Regions from separate parts of the Homo sapiens genome. Here region 2 is linked to region 1. Evidence: chromatin loops called from intact Hi-C (ENCODE). Cell type or tissue: PC-9. All regions are shown on one strand.

Region 1 (2,500 bases):
GCGAGGCCCTGTCTCTAAAAATAATAATACTAAATACCATATTTTTATATAAATATATTTAATTAAATATAAATATATTTGTGACTTTTTCAGTTCAATAGAAGTAAACCAAAAGATGACTTTTGCCAGGTGCCGTGGCTCATGCCTGTTAACCCAGCACTTTAGGAGGCTGAGGCGGGTGGATCACTTGAGATCAGGAGTTTGAGACCAGCCTGGCCAACATGGTGAAACCCCATTTCTACTAAAAATACAAAACTTAGCCCTGTATTGTGGTACATGTCTGTAATCCCAGCTACTCAGGAGGTTGAGGCGGGAGAATCGCTTGAACCTGGGAGGCAGAGGTTGCAGTGAGCTGAGATCACACAACTGCACTCCAGCCTGGGTGACAGAGCTAGGCTTCAACTCAAAAAAAAAAAAAAAGAAGAAGAAGAAGTAAACCAAACGCAGCTGCTAGAATATTGGCACATTTGCTTCTAACAAAACATTCATGCAAAGTACTCTGGTCAAACTGGGGCTTCACTAATCCTATAAAAACAGGTTTCATGACTGTTTTTGTAGCTTGCTAATCAATGTCTGCATGTGTGGGCAGAGTTTAGCCTGCAACTTGGTTTCCCTGCAGTTACAGGCTCTAGTAGAGGCTAGGGGAGAGAAGGCCCTTAACTCCCCCACCTCTGATCAGGCTGTGGATGCTCAAGTTGGTAGGTCAGTTTGTAAGAGTTCCCAAGCAGCCCGGCCCTCTAGGGCTGCCTGTGCAAGCACTTTAAAGCCCTGCCCAGGCACTACTGCATTTTTTGCTGCTAACAGCAATTACTGAATCTACTTGAAAGGCATTCAATCCTTCCCTGCTCCATTGCTCCTTTTTTGTTTTTTCAATTCCCTCACTGTCCTTATAGTCAGGCTTGATACCTTCTCTAAGACTTGGTTGCCTCCTCCATTATGTGGAGTGCCTTCTCCATTCAGTGCTCCCGCTGCAATTTCCAATACTATTTCTATCGCTTTAGTCTGATGGCTGATTGTCCTCAACAATTCCATGATTGAATCCAAAATGCACGCTTCGTGACATTTTCTGGTATTAGTCAATTGCCATCAAGAGGATTAACATCTTTGAGGAGCCAGGCGCGGTGGCTCACACCTGTAATCCTAGCACTTTGGGAGGCTGAGGTGGGAGGATTACTTGAGTTCAGGAGTTCAAAACCAGCCTGGCCAACGTGGTGAAACACTGTCTCTACTAAAAATACAAAAATTAGCTGGGTGTGGGGGCGTGTGCCTATAATTCCAGCTACTTGGGAGGTTGAGGCAGGAGAACTGCTTGAACCCGAGAGGCAGAGGTTGCAGTGAGATCATGCCACTGCACTCCAGGCTGAATAACAGAGGGAGACTCTGTCTCAAAAAACAAACAAACAGACAAACAAACCAACCAACCCAGAAAACCATCTTTGAGGGATTTTCTCCCACTGGCAAAAAAGAACTACTTTAAGGCCTAAGCAATAATTCTAAACCCAAAGGCAGACCCTTGCCCAAATCTGCCACCTGGTGGCCAGTCGATAAAGACCAGCACTTCCCTGGCTTCTAGGATCTGGGGCTAATGTTTCATCCAACTCAGAAGTTCTCACACCAGGCCGGACCTGGTGGCTCACGCCTGTTATCCCAAAACTTTGGAAGGCTGATGGGGGTGGACCATTTGAGGTCAGGAGATCGAGACCAGCCTAACCAACATGGTGAAACCCCGTCTTTACTAAAATGCAAAAATTAGCTGGGCATGGTGGCAGATGCCTATAATCCCAGCTACTCGGGAGGCTGAGGCAGGAGAACTGCTTGAACCCAGGAAGCGGAGCAGTGAGCCGAGATTGCGCCACTGCACTCCAGCCTGGGTGACAGAGTGAGACTCCTTCAAAAAAAAACAAGTTCTCATACTAGCTGCATATTGGAATCATCTGTGGAGCTTAAAAATCCCAGTGCCCTGCCCAGGTCATGCCACACCCCAGACCAAGTAATCAAAATCTCTAGGAATAAGACCTAGGGATACACATTAGAATCCCAGGTGAGCTTTTCAAAAATATGCTTCCCAGGAATGCACCCGACCTACCCCATCACTGTCTCACAGGAGCAGGGCTCAAGTCTTTGTAATCTAAATAACTTTTGGGCAGTTATCTTATCCCTACTGAAGAACTACGGGTCTAGTTTGTTGTTCCCTCCATCTGCCTGCTGGACAAATACACACTCAGGCCCCTCTCTGATTTGCCTTCATGGGTATCCACTGAAGCTGGAAAATGAGGCTCAGAGAGGCTGAGTGACTTGCCCAGAGTCACAACAAGCCTGGTAGAGCTGGACTGCAGCTTGAAGCCTAGTCTTGTCTTATCTATCTTATCTATCTATCCAGCTATCTATCTATCTATCTATCTATCTATCCATCCATCCATCCATCCATCCATCCATCCATCCATCTATGACAGAGTCTCGCTCTGTCACCCAGGCTGGAGTGCAGTGGCGTGATTTTGGC
Region 2 (2,500 bases), 350 kb before region 1:
AACTTTTTTCCTGTAAAAATTACCCAGTCTCAGGCTAGGCATAGTAGCTCACTCCTGTAATCCCAGCACTTTGGCAGGTGGATCACCTGAGGTCAGGAGTTTGAGACCAGCCTGGCCAACATGGTGAAACCGCGTTTCTACTAAAAATACAAAAATTAGCTAAGCATGGTGGCATGTGCCTGTAATCCTAGCTACTCAGGAGGCTGAGGCAGGAGAATCACTTTAACCCAGAAAGTGGAGGCTGCAGTAAGCCAAGATGCACCAGTGCACTCCAGCCTGGGTGACACAGCAAGACCCTATCCAAAAAACAATTGCCCAGTCTCAGGTATTTGGTTATAGCAACAGAAAACAGACTGAGACACGTGTCCTGAACCTCATCAGCGTCCACACATATTTTAAATACCCCTTCCTTCAAAAGGTACAGTTCAATTTCCCTCCCCTTGAGTGTGGGTAGGACCTAGTGATTTGCTTCTAATAAACATAAATGATGGTGTATTACTTCTAAGATATGTTATAAAAAGACTGTGGCTTCCATCTTGGGTGGGCTTTCTGGTTTGTTCTCTCTCTCTCTCTCATCTCACTCTGGGAAGCAAGCTGCCATCCTATGAGCAGCCCTATGGAGAAGCCTACATAGTGAGGCCTACATGGTAGGAAGTCTATGTGGTGAAGTCTTGGTAACCAGTGAGAAACTGAGGCCCATCCACACTGCATAAGTGAGCTTGGAAGCAGATCCTCCAGCCCCAGTTGAGTCTTGAGATGAGTGTAGCTCTAGCCAACCATTGGATGTCAACCTCATGAAAAACCCTAAGCCAGAAGCACCCAGCTAAGCTGCTCCTGGATTTCTGACCCTCAGAGCCTGTGACATAATAAATGTTTGTCATTTGGGTGTAGTTCATTACACAGCAATAGATGACTAATATGGTCACCATGTTTTGTCAAATTCCCTGCAATAAGTAATCCCACACTGCCAGTACTTGTCTTTCCAGGTGACTTTCTATAAGAAATTCCTCAGCTCACAGCTTGTGGAAGAAGATGGGAGGAGCACTGAAGCCAGTCCTTTCTGGCACCAGCAATATGGTGCATGTAGCGAAGAAAACATAGGCTTCAGGGTTGGACTGGGCTGGATGTAGCCTCATTTAACCAAATGTGTGATCTGAAACACATTACTTAACACTCAGAAACTCCTTTTAATCATTTGCAGCTGGTGATAGTAAGACAATCATGCATATGGTAAGATTATATTGAGATTAATTCTGCCTACACATTATAGTTCATTCTCTTTCCAGTTCCTTTTTCTTGTTACTCATGGTCTCAGGGTCTTTTCTTACTGCTGCCCATCTCAAAAATGCCAACCACTTACCCAAAACTCAGGTGTAAACTCCGAAGTCTTATTCTTGAACAGCGGTGGATTTATTGTGAAGCCACTGAAATTCAAGTATCATGGATTATCCCATAATTAGCCCCTTTCAATGCTCTGTACCTAATTTTGTATTCTTTTTTTTCCAAGGGGGTCCCTAATCACGATGAAAATATATCAGATTCTATGGGATTCAATTCAAGCAGTGATAAGAAAATCCATTGCGCTAAACACTTTTTTATCAATGAAAGCAAGAAAATAACATGAAACAAATTAAATTTCCAGCTCAAAGCACCAAAAAAAGAACAACAAAGTAAACAAAGTAAAACAAAAGAAAGCACAAAAAAGAAAATAATAAAGCTAAAGGCAGCCAGGTGCTGTGGCTCACGTCTGCAATCCTAGCACTTTGGGAGGCCGAGGTGGGAGGATTATTTGAGCCCATGAGTTCCAGACCAGCCTGAGCAACATGGTGAAACCCCATCTCTACAAAAAACACAAATATTAGCTGGCCATGGTGGTGTGTGCCTGTAGTCCCAGCTACTCAGGAGGCTGAGGTAGAAGGATCACTGGGCCTGGAGAGGTCAAGGCTGCAGTGAGCCATAATCTCACGACTGCACTCCAGCCTGGGTGACAAAGTGAGACCCTGTCTCAAAAAAAAAAAAAAAACTAAAAACTAAAAACTAAAAGCAAAAATTAATGAGAAAGTGAATAAACGGTGGATATAATTAACAAATAAAATATAGGTTTTAAATAAAATATAGGTTTTAAAAAAACAGCTAACAAGAAAAAAGGGGAAACCATAAATATATAAAATTTAAAATGACAAGGGGGAAATAACCATTGGAACAGAAGATTTTTTTTAATTATAAGAGATGACAAATTTCTATGCAAATAAATTTGAAAAACTGGGTGAAGTAGATAGTTGATTTCCCAGGGAGATAAAAATTACCAAAATTGACCCTCACTAGAGTTGGAAAGTTTAAATGGACCAATTTTAATAGAAGAAATAGAGAAATGTATTAAGGAACTATTCTACACAAAAGCACCAAGGGCTTTGACAGGAAATTCTACCATACCTTCAAAGACCAATGTTCTCTAAAATATTTCAGAGCACTGAAAAAGAAGGAAAACTTCCCAATTCAT

Evidence for each region. A loop is a pair of places that touch in the nucleus more often than their neighbours do. Peaks named below come from ENCODE experiments on the same cell type or tissue, not always from the same donor. Only the 100,000 strongest peaks of a DNase experiment are listed, where the experiment ranks them.
Region 2: a loop joins it to region 1, with 6 times the contacts of the local background. A loop is called at or near these places in 4 of 110 quality-filtered maps.

What each region holds. Positions count from the first base shown.
Region 1 is chr9:69,053,417-69,055,916 of GRCh38, reverse strand. All of the region lies in intron 3 of FXN (frataxin), which reads right to left. Among named protein-coding and RNA genes, the nearest start is that of FXN, 19 kb to the right of the region's middle. RefSeq lists enhancers at 83-582, 583-1,084. In PC-9, a CTCF peak has its summit at 1,532 (motif pointing left); a DNase peak (open chromatin) is centred at 1,516.
Region 2 is chr9:69,399,092-69,401,591 of GRCh38, reverse strand. No RefSeq gene overlaps it. Among named protein-coding and RNA genes, the nearest start is that of ENTREP1, 75 kb to the right of the region's middle. In PC-9, no CTCF peak of the experiment used is centred here; a DNase peak (open chromatin) is centred at 951.